2 separate regions of the Homo sapiens genome follow, and region 2 is linked to region 1. The links are chromatin loops, found by intact Hi-C in ENCODE. Cell type or tissue: CD14-positive monocyte. All regions are shown on one strand.

Region 1 (8,000 bases):
TTTGTTTTGATGTTGGATATTTGGAAGAGTTAAACTTTTATTCTGATGGCTACCTTATGTAATTTCATAAAATCATCTTTTTCTTTAGACAGTAGCTAATGTCTCTAAACTAAGAACAATGGTATTAGCTGTATTCTCTTTCTTGTCCTCCCTATGTGATTTTTCATCCCACAATTTGATTTAATCATATTAACTTTGTTTCCCCTGGTGCCATTAAGTATGCTTACATTTCTATAAACAATATCCTTTGACTCCCAGGCATTACAGATGAGCAGTCAGTAAAATCATTCTGAGGAATACTTTCTCTTTCCTTTTCTTCCATTTTTCTTAGTTGTATCATTTCTATATTGCCAGAGCACCTACAGTTGCATTTCTTTCTGTCAGCTTTATCCAACATTTGTTTTTGTCTTTTATTTGAAGTTAAATATATTCCTTGCTCACTACAGCACTGGGGGAAGGAAGGTTTCTGTTGTCATTGTTGCGCTTGTACAGTTGTTTATTTAAAAACATTGGCGAAAACAAAAATTGTATGTAGATGGAATGGAGATAAGACAGAAAATGAGAGAGACTGATGATGAGTGTGCTTATTCTAGACTGGGAGGCGTGCTACACTGAGCAGTGTCTCCCAGGCTGCAGGAAAGGATGGTTGATTGTGAGCAGGTGGACTTTCCACTGGAGGAGAGAAGTCGTGCGCTCAACAACCTGTGCAGAACCAGAAACTGGTAATGCTTCAAATCAACTTACAGACCTGGAGGTAGAAATTTAAGAAAACTCGTTTAGCACCTAGTTTCCTAGAAAATATTAGCTACTATTTGCTGAGCATCTGTCAAGTCTGTCTGTAGCATGGAAGATCTGAGTACAGGGGAAACTGGATTAGTAACAGTGGGTCAGAAAATTATATAATATTCAACCAAAATTCCTGCTTTACATACACAGCACCTGGTATTTCCAGAACTAGAAGGTAAAGAAATTATTTGTGCTTGAACTTGCAGAAAACTGCCTTTTCCCTTCTTCTCTTGCATCTTAACCTGGAGCTTCCCTTTTCTTGAGCCTCAGTGTGCTTCCCAACTCAATTTATAATTGACTTCCTGCAGTTTCTCCTTAGGACAGGGCTTTGTTTTGGGGGTGGTTAATTTGTAGGGTTCATAGGAAACAGACCACTCACAGCACCTGCTTTTTGCCATCCTCACTCTCAGCTATGAGCTGAGGCCCAGGAAGCTTTCTGCCAGCCTCAGCTGCTGTTCTCAGATTAATCTGCTGAGTTCTTTTTGCCTAGTAAGAATCTCTGAATTTAGGAATATAGATGTTAGCGCTTGCATTTCTAGGTTTTCCAGTTCCCAGGGCCATTAAACATTTTTTCCCTTTCCTTTCCTTCTTCCAAAAACATTGGTGATTCCCCTGGGTCCCTGTGGTTTAACCTCACAAATGGTCCATGATGACACCCTGTTACATTGTTTTGTCATAGTTAATACCTTGTTATCCCATTTGCTCAGTCAGTTTTTGTGAGAGATTCAGGGATATTAATAAAACTGTGCTGCTACTGCTACTAACATCTTGCGTAAAAGCCCTATTAATTAAAATGTTTATTTTGCATGTGATTTGAACTTGTAATTTGTATTCAAAGTTTTTCAACAGAGATCCAGAAAAGACCCTCCTTATATTTTTTTTGTGCATTGCAACACTTTTTAGTGAAAAAAAAAACATGAGAACAACACAAGTGATTTTAAAAGAATAAACCTACAATCCATTAATTATAAAATGAAATACTATGCAGGTGTTAAGAATGAGGGACTCAATAAGAACTTGTGTGGGGTAACTATAAACTTTTAAAAAATAAATTTAATGCTCATGTGACCATATTATCGTTAAAAAAAATACAAGCATACTTGCACACACCTTCAAGCAAAATGGGTACACGCATTTAAAAATATTTAAATTAAGTAAATGGCCCAATAATTTAACTTTGTACAATTCTATGTTCTCTGATTATTTTATATGCTAGAAACAGGCATTGCTGTTTTGCCTATTTCATTTGAAATAATTGTAGTCACATGAGGTTTAAGTTATAATACAGAGAGGTCACATATGCCTATTTTCTAATTGGATACCTTATTTATTACTATTGAGTTTTGAGAATTGTTTACATATGCTACATGTAAGTTCTTTGTCAGATATATGGTACGCAAATTATTTCTCCCAGTCTGTAATTCATTTTTTCAACCTCTTTACAGGGTCTTTCGAAGTAAAAAAAAAAAAAAAAAAGTATTTATTTATTTTAATGAAGTCCAGTTTTATCACTTTTTCCTTTTGTAGATTTTGTTTTTGATATGAAGCCTAAAAATTCTTTGCGTAGCCCAAGGTCTCAAGAGTTTTCTTCTATTTTAAAAAGTTTAATGAATTTATTTATTTATTAATTATTTTTGAGACGAGGTTTTGCCCAAGCTGTAGTGCAGTGGTGTCATCATTGCTCACTGCAGCCACTAACTGCTGGATTGAAGTGATCCTTCCACCTCAGCCACTTGAGTAGTAGCTGGGATTACAGGCACGAGCTACCATACACAACTTTAAGTTTTATAATATTACATTTTACATTTAAGCCTGTGATTTATGTGAGCTAAATTTTATATAAAGTATAAATTTAGGTCAGTCTTAGTTTTTGTACCTGTGAATGTCCAATTGCTCTAGCACCATTTGTTGAAAAAGATATCCTTCCTTTAAACTGATTTTGCATCCTTGTTAAAAAAAAAAATCAGTTGAATGTAGTGTGGTCTGCCACCTTTTAATAAGATAAAAACATTGACACTCACCAGATATCGAAGTTTAGAAATTTTTTTAAAGCTAAACTTCTGAAAATAGAATAAAAACACCTTCACATGTCAAATTAGTCACTTTGTATAGGACTAATTCATTTAAATATATTAAAATACAAAATAATTCAAACCACTAAAGTGATAATACAAGACTATAAATTAAAGGCTAATTATTAAGTCAAATTGCTGTATTCTACGTGTTAGAGTGAGTTCAAAAGATCCATTGTATTACTGAATAGGCAAAAGTTTTAATTTCAGAGGATGAAACTGATATATTACTGCCACCTTGTGGATATTCTGTTATTACAGGCTATTATAAAAAGCAATGCGGGTATGTAATCTGTTCTAACAAGAAGCATTTCCTTTTTTTGTCGTTTTTATTATTGTTATTATTACATTTTAAGTTCTGAGATACATGTACAGAACGTGGAGGTTTGTTACATAGGTATACACATGCCATGGTGGTTTACTGCACCCATCAACCCATCATCTACATTAGGTATTTCTCCTAATGCTATCCCTCCCCCAGCCTCCCACCCCCTTGACAGGCCCCGGTATGTGATGTTCCCCTCCCTGTGTCCATGTGTTCTCATTGTTCAACTCAAAAGAAAAACAGAAGCATTTTCTGCTTTCCCAATTTCTTAAATACAATGCAACTTTATGTTTAATTTAACTAACTTAATTTTTTGAGACAAGGTCTAGCTCTGTTGCCCAGGCTGGAGTGGCGTGGCGTGAATATGGTTCAGTGAAACCTCCACCTCCCTGGCTCAAGTGATCCTCCTTCCTCAGCCTCTCGAGTAGCTAGGACCACAGGCACGCACCACCATGGCCAGCTAATTTCTTTTTTATTTTTTGTAGAGATGAGGTCTCACTTTGTTGTCCACGCTGGTCTCAAACTCCTGGGCTCAAAGGATCCTCTTGCCATGGCCTCCCACAGCGCTGGGATTTATAGGTGTGTGCCATGGCACCAGGCCTAAGCAACTGTAGAGAAGCCTTTTTTTCTTTCATAAAAACAGTTGTAGATATTTTCCTTATGGAATTTATTTGTGGTGAAATATTTTAATAGACAGTTTAATTTGTTAAATAATTTGTCTCCGATAATAATAATTGATTAATATTAAAACTACAAAACAAGTAGGGTCTTCTTTTTCTATGAAAAATGAAAGTTGATTTTGACATTTATGTAAACATTTTAAATATTCAAAGTATATAAATGTGAAGTCCTATCAAGAGTAATTAAACAAGAGAAAGAAATAAAGGGCATTCAAATCGGAAAGGAGAACATCAAATTTTTCCTATTTGCAGATGACATGATCTTATATATAGGAAAACCTGAAGACTCTACCAGAAAACTTTTAGAACAAACAAATTCAGTGAAGTTGCAAGACACAAAACTAATACACAAAGATTGGTTGCATTTATATATATGAACAACAAACTCGCTGAAAAAGAAATTAAGAAGGCAAACCCATTTACAATAGTTACCAAAAAAAAAAACCCAGACATAAATGTAACCAAGGAGGTAAAATGAAAACTACAAAACACTAATGAAAGAAATTGAAGAGGATACAAACAAATGAAAAGACATTCACACTCATGGATCAGAAATATGAATGTTGTTAAAGTGACAGTACTACTCAAAAGCAACCTACAGATTCAATGCAATCTCTATCAAAATACCTATGAACATTCTTCACAAAATTAAAAAAAAATCCAAAGAGATTTTATGGAATCAAAAAATATCCTGAATAGCCAAAGCCATCCTAAGCAAAAAGAACAAAACTGGATGTATCATGCTACCAGACCTCAGAATATACTACAAAACTGTAGTAACCAAAACATCACGGTATTGGCATAAAAACAGACACATAGACCTATGGAATAGAATAAAGAACCCAGAAAATCCACATATCTCAGCCAACGGATTTTTTACAAAGGCGCCAAGAACACTCATTGGGGAACGGGTAGTCTCTTCAATAAATGGTGCTGGAAAAACTGGATATCCATATGCAGAAGAATGAAACTAGACCCCTGCCTCTCACCCTATACAAAAATCAACTCAAGTATCTCAAATACCCAAATATAAGACCCCAAATGGTAAAGCTACTAGAAGAAAACATAGGGGAGATCCTTCAGGACATTGCTCTGGGAAAATATTTTATGAATAAGGCATCAAAAGCACAGGCAACAAAAGAAAAAATAAACAAATGGGATCACATCAAGCTAAAAATCTTCTGCACAGCAAAGGAAATAATAAAGTGAGTGAAAAGACAACCTACAGAATGGGAGAAAATATAAACTACTCATCTGGCAGGAAATTAATATCAAGAATATACAAGGAATTCAAACATATCAACAGCAAAGAAGCACAACAATCTAATTAAATATAAACAAATGCTCTGAACAGACATTTCTCAAAAGAAGACATACAAATGACCAACAAATAAATGAAAAAATGTGCAACATCACTAATCAGCAAGGAAATGCTAATCAAAGCCACAGTGAGGCATCATCTTACTCCAGTTAGGATGGCTATTATAGAAGAGACAAAAATAACAAATGCTGACAAAGACGTGAAGAAAAGGGACTTTTTTTTTGACAGAGTCTCACTCTCCGTCCAGGCTGGAGTGCAGTGGTGGTGTAATATGGCTCCCTCTGCTCCTAGGGTTCAAATAGTTCTCCTCCCTCAGCCTCTTGAGTAGCTGGAGAAAAAGGAACTCTTATGCACTGTTGGTAGGAATGTAAATTAGTGCAGCCAGTATGGAGAACAGTATTGAAACCCCTCAAGCAATCCCACTACTGGGAATTTGTCCAAAGGAAAGAAAAGCATTATATTGCAGAGACATCTGCATCCCCATGTTTATTGCAACAGTGTTCACAATAGCCAAGATATGGAATCAACCTAGGTTTCCAACAACAGATGAATGGATTTTTAAAATGTGGTATATATACACCAAGGAATGCTATTTAGCCATAAAAAAGAATAAATAAAATCCTGTCATTCTCAGCAACATGGATGGAACTGGAGGATATTATGTTAAGCAAAATAAGCCAGGAATAGAAATTTCAACACCACATGTTCTCACTCACGCAGAAGCTAAAAAAAAAGTTGATCTCATAGAAGTAAAAAGTAGAACAGAGGATACTGCAGGCTGAAAAGGGTAGGGAGAAAGGAGGAATAGTAAGAGATTTGTTAATGGATACAAAATTACAGCTAGGTAGGAGTAATAAGTTCTAGTGTTCTATAGTACTGTAGATGGCTATAGTTAACAATACTATATTATGTAGTTTAAAATACCTAGGAGTAGTTTGAATGTTCCCAACACAAAGAAATAATAAATGTTTGAGATGATAGATATGCTAATTACCCTGATCTGATCACCATCTACATGTACTGAAACATCCCCGTATAGCCATGAGTATGTATAATCTTTGTCAATTTAAAAAGTAAAAAAAAAAATTAATCTTGGAGAATGCATTTGAAGAACTTGTACTCAAGAAATCAACTTAAGAACCTGAGTCTCCTTGGAATTTGTGTTTTCTAGACCAGTACTTCTCCAAATTAAAGCAAATTTAGGCTGGGCATGGTGGCCCATGTCTATAATCTCAGCACTTTGGAAGGCCGAGGCGGGCAGATCACTTGAGGTCAGGAGTTCGAGACCAGCTGACCCAACATTGTGAAACCCTGTCTCTACTAAAAATACAAAAATTAGCTGGGCATGATGGCATGTGCCTGTAATCCCAGCTACTTTGGAGGCCGAGGCAAGATAATCGCTTGAACTGGAGAGGTGGAAGTTGCAGTGAGCCGAGATTGCACCACTGCGCTCCAGCCTGGGCAACAGAGCAAGACTCTGTCTCAAAAAAAAAAAAAAAAAGCGAATTTAGTTCACTTTGGTATTGTGTCAAAATGTTGATTCTTTTAAAGTAAACCTAAAGAATTTAGATGTAGTTGAAGCTTGTCATCTGTTCTTAATTTTTTAATAAAAATATAATATTTAGATTCAGAGTAAATCTAAAGTGAGACCTGAAGCTGCTCCCAGGTGATACTGATGCTGCTTATTTTTGCCCAGATTTTGAGTCACAAGGTTCTAAATTATTGGTTTGAAGTCCTACATGAGTAATCACTTGGGGAGCTCAATTAACATCCAGCAACAGACTAATTATTAATAAACCAGAATCTTCAGTATTAGGCTTCAATCATTGGCAATTTTTTTTTTTTTTTTGACACTCAGTCTCCCACTGTCGCCCAGGCTGAAGTCCTGAGGCCAGAATGAGACTAGGACATGGTTCCTTTGCCTAAGTAAAGTGAGGCAGACAATGGAATACTTCAGACTTCAAATGAGTATGGTAAGTGCTATGAAGAGTATGATTAGAGTTCATTATTTACCCAGAAAAGGGTCACTCAGCCCAGCCTGGGAGTTAGAGAAGGTTTCCTGAAGTCTTGACATGTGAGTCATGAAAGGACATAAGGAGTTAACCATGTGACAAAATAAGCTAAGAGAATTCTCAACAAAAGACAAAATATTGGCAAAGGCTTTTAGGCATATACTAGCTTCGTATTATTGGGAGAATGTAATGATTTTCTGTATTTCAAAAGTGTGAAATACAAAGTGGGCCATGATATGAGATAAACCAGTTTAATATGTTCTGGGAACAGATCATAGAAGGGCGTGTATGCTGTCCTAAGGAGCTTAAACTTCAACTTCAGTTCACGGGAGCCAATGACAAGATCTGAGCAGGGGAAGGATGTGGCTAGAGGGGCATTTTAGACAGACAAGATCCTCTGTGGATTACACCTAGGCTAAGCAATGGGTTAAAGTTGTTGTCTTAAGACAATAGTCCAGGTAAAAGATAATATAGTTTTAAATTGGGATGTTAGTAGGAATGAGGAAGAGGGATGGATTTCAGAAATAGTAAGGAAATGTATTAGCAGGACTTGATTAGTGATTGACTTGGGGAAGGAGGGGAAGATAGAGTTCAGGATGACTCCGAGACTGTCTGGTGTCGGTGGCTAATGACTGAAGCTATTAATAGAGGTAGGAAATGCAGACCAAAAGCAGGCCCGGGGTGAGAGATGATAAATTTGAATTTTAACATGTTGAGTTTGGACATCCAGGGTGAAATAACCACAAAACATTTAAATATACGAATCTGAAAAGGTAAGCATCATAAGCATATTAGCTATTGGTA
Region 2 (8,000 bases), 120 kb before region 1:
TAAAAGAGGATACAAACAAATGGAAGAACATTCCATGCTCATGGGTTGGAAGAATCAATATCGTGAAAATGGCCATACTGCCCAAGGTAATTTATAGATTCAATGCCATCCCCATCAAGCTACCAATGACTTTCTTCACAGAATTGGAAAAAACTACCTTAAAGTTCATATGGAACCAAAAAAGAGCCCGCATCGCCATGTCAATCCTAAGCCAAAAGAACAAAGCTGGAGGCATTACGCTACCTGACTTCAAACTATACTACAAGGCTACAGTAACCAAAACAGCATGGTACTGGTACCAAAACGGAGACATAGATCAATGGAACAGAACAGAGCCCTCAGAAATAATACCACACATCTACAACTATGTGATCTTTGACAAACCTGACAAAAACAAGCAATGGGGAAAGGATTCCCTATTTAATAAATGGTGCTGGGAAAACTGGCTAGCCATATGTAGAAAGTTGAAACTGGATCCCTTCCTTACACCTTATATACAAAAATTAATTCAAGATGGATTAAAGACTTACATGTTAGACCTAAAACTATAAAAACCCTAGAAGAAAATCTAGGCAATACCATTCAGGACACAGGCATGGGCAAGGACTTCATGTCTAAAACACCAAAAGCAATGGCAACAAAAGGCAAACTTGACAAATGGGATCTAATTAAACTAAAGAGCTTCTGCACAGCAAAAGAAACTACCATCAGAGTGAACAGGCAACCTACAAAATGGGAGAAAATTTTTGCAACCTACTCATCTGACAAAGGGCTAATATCCAGAATCTACAAAGAACTCAAACAAATTTACAAGAAAAAAACAAACAATCCCATCAAAAAGTGGGCAAAGGACATGAACAGACAGACACTTCTCAAAAGAAGACATTTATGTAGCCAAAAAACACATGAAAAAATGCTCATCATCACTGGCCATCAGAGAAATGCAAATCAAAACCACAATGAGATACCATCTCACACCAGTTAGAATGGCAATCATTAAAAAGTCAGGAAACAACAGGTGCTGGAGAGGATGTGGAGAAATAGGAACATTTTTACACTGTTGGTGGGACTGTAAACTAGTTCAACCATTGTGGAAGTCAGTGTGGCGATTCCTCAGGGATCTAGAACTAGAAATACCATTTGACCCAGCCATCCCATTAGTGGGTATATACACAAAGGACTATAAATCACACTGCTATAAAGACACATGCACATGTATGTTTATTGCGGCAGTATTCACAATAGCAAAGACTTGGAAACAACCCAGATGTCCAACAACGATAGTCTGGGTTAAGAAAATGTGGCCCATATACACCATGGAATACTATGCAGCCATAAAAAATGATGAGTTCATGTCCTTTGTAGGGACATGGATGAAACTGGAAATCATCATTCTCAGCAAACTGTCGCAAGGACAAAAAACCAAACACCACATGTTCTCACTCATAGGTGGGAATTGAACAATGAGAACACAGGGACACAGGAAGGGGAACATCACACACCGGGGACTGTTGTGGGGTGGGGGGAGGGGGGAGGGATAACATTAGGAGGTATACCTAATGCTAAATGACGAGTTAATGGGTGCAGCATACCAACATGGCACATGGATACATATGTAACAAACCTGCACATTGTGCACATGTACCCTAAAACTTAAAGTATAATAATAATAAAAAAAATAAAAATAAAATGTTGATACCTAGTTATCCAGCTTCAGCTTACAAGGTTTGGGGAAAATTGGGCAGTTTTAGTTTTCAGTGATGCTAAACCATGAAAAGGGGGACACAATGTTGAAATTTTAGTTTACAGAGTTGTAGCTATATATTGAATAAAACAAGAACTGAAAAATGTAGACTAATAAAATTTGTAAAACATCTCACGTGGGTGTCCTCTAATTTTCCATTGAAACAAAATTCTCTCTGTGGTACTTCTCTTTACTCTTGTTCAGAAAATCAGTCTGGCCTTACTAGTTTTGGCATTATTTACCTGAGTGCAATAAGAATGGTCACTGACCACAAACACCTTTCTTTATTTCTTCATTTATTCATTATACACTTTTTAAATGAAAGACAGTGTCTGGCTCACTGCATTCTCAACCTCCTGGGCTCAAGTGGTCCTCCCACCTCAGCCTCCTGAGTAACTGAGACCATAGGAGCACACCATCATGGCTGGTTAATTTTGTGTTTTGTTTTGTTTGTTTGTTTGTATCTGGATATGGGGTTGCACCATGTTGTCTAGGCTAGTCGTGAATTCCTGGGCTCAAGTGCCTCTCCCACCTCAGCCTGTGAGAGTGCTGCGATTACAGGTGTGACCCACCTTCCTGGCCACAGAGGCCTTTCCAGTTTCATTTTTGAAAATTTCTGTAACTAGTCTCAGATTATATTTTTTGAAGCCTTGGGACTAGAAGCCAAGCCAGGAACTTGCCACCGACTTCCCTATCAGAACCTGTAGATTTGGTTGAATTCCACTCCTCTCAAAGTCTTCAAATATGGTGAGGTTCCAGAGCTTGCCCAGAAGTGACCTTTCTTATCTTGTAGGCTAGGAACTCTGTAACCAATTACCAGGTTGGTTTTTCCATGAAGGCTTTATAAGTATTGCCCCCACGGTCAACTTTAGTTCTTAATGCTACCTGGTTATATCTGATTCTATGGAAATCATTCTTAAACATATTTGATATTTCAGACAAGACTTGGTTATAAAACCACTTTCCACTTATGTTCTATGCAAATGCATTTTTACTAAACTGCAGAAATTTCTCTATTGTCATAAAAATCTTTATAAAATCTTAAATGTCCAGTGAGTATATCACAGCTCAATTACTACATTAGGAAATCCAATAAGTATACAAATCAAGTGTATTCCCTTTTTTCGTGTTTTTTGTTTGTTTGTTTGTTTGTTTGTTTGTTTTTTCTGACAGAGTCACCCTCTGTCATCCAGGCTGGATTGCAGTGGTGTGAGCTCAGCTCACTGCAGCCTCTGCCACCTGGGATCAAAAAATTGTCCTGCCTCAACCACCTGTGTAGCTAGGATTACAGGTGTGCACCACATTTCCTGGCTGACTTTTGTATTTCTAGTAAGGATGGCATTTCAACATCTTGGCCATGCTGGTCTGGTCTCCTGACTTCAGATGATCCACCTGCCTTGGTTTCCCAAAGTGCAGGGATTACAGGCGTTAGCCACCATGCCTGGCCCGCAAATGTATTCTTGCAGTTAATAATAACAATAACTTGTAATCTGTGGCTGTGTGCAATAAACTATTTTAAACTAATCTCATTTACTAAACATTTTCATGAGTCATGTGAACTTGATTGTCTATTTCTAGGATTTTTAGGAGTATGTAATTCACAATAATGCTCATTTATCTCTTAGCCAATTTGGATAGCACCCTTTTAAGTGATATTAAAAATTAACTTGGTACTAACATCCAGAGGTAGAAATATATCACACACAGTTCATCTATATGCTAAAAATATAGATAAAGGCAAGCAGATTTTATAGCCCTGACAAAATTTACCCATGAATAAAGCAATAGAGTAATATAAAACTCACTGGCTTATATCCATTTTATATTTTATCTAAATTGTGCTTCTAGCAAATGAGACAAGATTACCGATTCTATAGGAGACCTAATACCTAGCTGGAATTACAGGTGTGCACCACTATGCCAAGCTAAATTTTTGTATTCTTAGCAGAGACAGGGTTTCAGCATGTTGTCCAGGCTGGTCTTGAACTCCCGACTGCAAGTGATCCACCCACCTCAACCTCCCAAAGTGCTGGGATTACAGGCGTGAGCCACCATACCTAGCCCTAATAACCTGTTTTAGAGCTCACTCTAAAAATCACATTTGATTTTTTTGTTGTTTGATCTGTTTTGCTGGTGAGAGTCTCTTGAATTTTTCACTTCAGCCAATGTGTTTCTTAGTTCCAGGATTTTTTAAATTATTTCATTTTTAAAAATTTCTCTCAGAAGTTTATTAGTTCCTTTTCTGTCATTTTAGAGATCTGAATTTCCTGAAAACCGCCATTTTGAATTCTTGATTAGAGAACTCACTGATAGCCATCACATTATTTAGCACTGGTCAATGGTTTAGTGCTTTGTCCATTTGGGAAGATTATGATTCCTTGTTCGGTATTATTTCTAGTGGTTATACATCTATATCTTTTTATTGAAGGACTAGTTATTCAGTTCATTCTTTTCTCTGTATTATTTTGTGTTTTACTGAATATATTTGCGTTGAGGTTTTTTTAGACACACCTATGGTGGGTTTTTGTTTGCTTGCTTTCAGCTACGTCAGTTCCTTTGTTTTGACAGTAGATGGTGCCTTAAGCCAAGGTTTGCCTCAGCTCTAGCAAGCTTAGGATTGCTGCCAGTCCCCTATCAGAGAGATCCTGAAGGGGCTATGCTAACAGTGAGGGAAGGCTGGCTATAAGTTTGTGCCTAGGGAAATTATGAAATATACCTCCTACCTCATGGTACTGCTGCACAGGCACTCTGGTTTGGCATCTCCTATGGCTAAGATATCAAGGCTGGAGGTGGTAGTCCTGCCTTTCTGCCTTGTCCCTGGTTGTCCTCAGGAATTCTTCTTCTTTCAGGCATTCACAAGGCTTCCTGTGGGTTAAGACAGGAACAGGTTTCCTGCCAGGAAATCAAAAGTGGCTTGTGTTGTCCACTTCAACTTTATTTAATCCAGTGTAGTAAGCATGAGACAGAGGATTTTTTTTTTTTTTTACACTTCGTTGCCAGCAGACTAGGGGAAGAGTGTCATGAATATAAAAGCCAAACTTTCTTATCATCTGCCTGGTTTCTTCACTTCTCTGTCACCCTAGGAGCTGCCTCATCCTCATATTTGAGCTCTGAGTTATTGCTGGTGATAACCTATGCAATGTATATCGGTTTTTGGTTTCCTGTATGTGTTCTTGGGGGGAGGGGGAGCTAGGGTTGGTGGGGAAACATGCCAGCTTCCTTTACTATGTCATTTTTTTGTAAAAGTACTCTTCTCTAGTTTGCACTTTTTCTACTTCCTTGTGTGTGAATTGATAATTTTACATTTCTTCTTTATGTGTCTATGTTTGCAACTATATATTTCTCAGTATTGATTTTGCTGCATCCCAGAAGTTTCAATATGCTTTAATTTTCCATTTATCTGCAAGGATTCTTTAATTTCTTGCAGATTCTTCAATTAGCCATAGGTTGTTGAAGAGTGTATTGTTTAGTTTCCAAATATTATACATTTTTCAGTTTTTAGAAAATGGGGCTCAGGCGGTCACAGTGGCTCGTGCGTGTAATCCCAGCACTTTGGGAGGCTGAGGGGGATGGATCACTTGAGGTCAGGAGTTCAAGACCAGACTGATCAATATGGTGAAACTCCATCTCTACTAAAATTATAAAAATTAGCCAGGTGTGGTGGTGGGCACCTGTAGTCTCAGCTACTTGGGAGGCTGAGGCAGTAGAATCACTTGAACATGGAAGGCAGAGGTTGCAGTGAGCTGACATTGTGCCACTGCAGTCCAGCCTGCGTGACAGAGCAAAACTCCGTCTCAAAAAAAAAGAGGGGGGGCAGTCTCTAGTTTTATTCCACTGTGGTTGGAAAAAGCATTATGTGTGATTTCAATAGTTTTAAATATGAGACTTGCTTTGTGGCCTACCGTGAAGACTATTCTGGACCTATAAACCCTTTAGAAGAATATTTAATCCACTTGTGGAGTGGAGTGTTTTGTATATGTCTAATAGCCTCATTTGGTTTATAATGCTGTTTAAGACATTTGTTTTCTTATTGAACCTCTGTTTGGTTGTTTCATCCACTGTTGAAAGTGGGATGTTGAAATCACCAACTATTATTGCAGAACTGTCCACCTCTTCAAATCTGTTTGTCTTTGTTTCATATATCCTGCGGATCTTTTATTAGGTAAATATGTAAGGATAATATCTTTTTGATGAATTAAACATTCTTGATATTTGCATAGTACCTCTAGCTCTATTTTGGTTACTGTTTGAATTAATTTTCCCGTCCCTTTTAAAACATGTAAAAAGTCATTCTGTCAATCTTTGACTTTTAACTGGAGTTTAATTTATCTGCATTTAAGGTAATTACTGATAAGAAAGATTTTGCTATTTTTGTCCTTGTTTTCTACAAATTTGTTGTTGTTGTGGTTGTTATTCAATTCCTCCAAAAACTGCTCATTTTTACATTTGATTGTTTTTCTAGGGTACCATTTTGACTGTCTCATTTCTCTTTAGTATATTTTAACAGTTATTTTCTTAGTGGTCATTAAGGGTATTATAACTAATATCTTAAATTTATAATAATATAGTGTGAATTATAACAACTGTTTACATTATATAAAAATATTTTCCCATACTGCTGTCCCTCCATTCCTACGTTTTGTCAAAAATTGCTTCTTATTCAATATGTGCTAACAGCACAGATATATAATTCTTGTCTTATTATATGTCATTTCTTTATTTTATTATTTTATTTTACTTTACTGAGACATGGTTTCAATCATGCAGGCTAAACATGGTTCACTACAGCCTTGAGCTCCTGGCCTCAAGGGATCCTCCCACTTCCACCTCCCTTGTAGCTGGGGCTAGAGGTTCATGCCACCATACCTGGCTAATTTTATTTTCTGTAGAGACAGGGTCACACTTTGTTGCCCCGGCTGGTCTCAAACTCCTGGGCTCAACCAAACCTCCCACCTTGGTTGGGATTACAGATGTGAAATACTGTGCCTTACCACTTTTTAAATCTAGTAGAAAAATAAAGTCACAGAAACCCCCAAATACAATGGTATTGGCTTTTCTATTTCCTGGTGTAATTACTTTATTGATGTTATTTATTTATTTATTTGCACATGGGTTACTGTGTATTGTTCTTACATTCCTTACTTCATCATATTTTGTAAGGCCAATCTAATAGTGATGTACTCTCTTTAATTGTTTGCTTGGAAATGCCTTACTCATAAATTGAGAAATTGAGTTCGGTTTTGCCAGATATTGAGTTTATGACTGATTTATGTTTTCTTTCAGCCCTCTAAATATGTCACCCCAGTGACTTCTTTCCTCCATAAATTTTAATGAGAAATTGGCTGTTAATGTCATTGAGGATAACTTGCATGTGATCAGTTACTTCTGTCTTGCTTCTTTTAAAGTTCTCTATTAATTTATCTTTTGTCAATTTCAGTGTATGTGTTCCAGTGTAGATATCTTTGAGGTTATTCTTCTAGGAGTATTTTTTTTCTTCTGGGATTCTTGAATAAGTAAATTTGTATCTATCAGCACATTTGGGAAGTTTCAGCCATTGCTTCTTCAAATTATTTTTTTTATCTCTGTGTCTCCTTTTCCTGTGGGGCTCCCATTATGAATATGTTGATATACTTGATGTTGTTCCATGGCTACCTTAGTTTTATTCATTTTTCTTGTTTTTCTCTTCTTGTACCTTCCTTAGACTGAATAGCAAACAATCCGTCTTCAAGTTCCTTGATTATCCTTCCTGCATGCTCATGCATACTCTTCAGTCTTTCTAGTTACAGGGTATGAATTTCATTTTTAAAAATAATTTGTAGGTCTTTATTGGTATTTTCCATTTTTGAAACACTGTTGTCCTGGCTTCTCTTAGGTATTTGAGAACATTGAAGTCAAGTAAATTAAAATATTTGCCTAGTAAATACCACGGCTGGGATTCCTGAAGTACAGTTTCTTTTCATTATTTTCCCGTTGAGGGTGCCATTTTTTTGTCCTTTTGAATGCCTTGTATTTTATTGTTGAACAGTGAACACTTTAGAAATCATTCAGCATATCCAGAAAACATATTCCTGCCCTCCACAATTGCTTAGTTTTGGGGGTCATTTACTTGTTTTGCAACCCTCTAAAGCTATTTTTGTATCCTGTATTCTTTGTCATGTATGGACACTTAACCTGTGTTCTGTCACTCTGTTTGCCATCTACAGTTTTTGACAAATTTTTAGAAAACACTCCAAGCAAAGAAAAGGAAAAGGAGAAA

Evidence for each region. Peaks named below come from ENCODE experiments on the same cell type or tissue, not always from the same donor. Only the 100,000 strongest peaks of a DNase experiment are listed, where the experiment ranks them.
Region 2: a loop joins it to region 1, with 8 times the contacts of the local background. A loop is called at or near these places in 13 of 110 quality-filtered maps.

Annotation. Positions count from the first base shown.
Region 1 is chr22:16,889,017-16,897,016 of GRCh38, forward strand. No RefSeq gene overlaps it. Among named protein-coding and RNA genes, the nearest start is that of XKR3, 68 kb to the left of the region's middle. In CD14-positive monocyte, CTCF peaks have their summits at 3,143 (motif pointing left) and 3,342; no DNase peak of the experiment used is centred here.
Region 2 is chr22:16,770,454-16,778,453 of GRCh38, forward strand. No RefSeq gene overlaps it. Among named protein-coding and RNA genes, the nearest start is that of LINC01665, 26 kb to the left of the region's middle. In CD14-positive monocyte, CTCF peaks have their summits at 4,283 (motif pointing right) and 4,494; DNase peaks (open chromatin) are centred at 4,338 and 5,818; H3K4me3 peaks cover 1,578 bases; H3K27ac peaks cover 2,046 bases.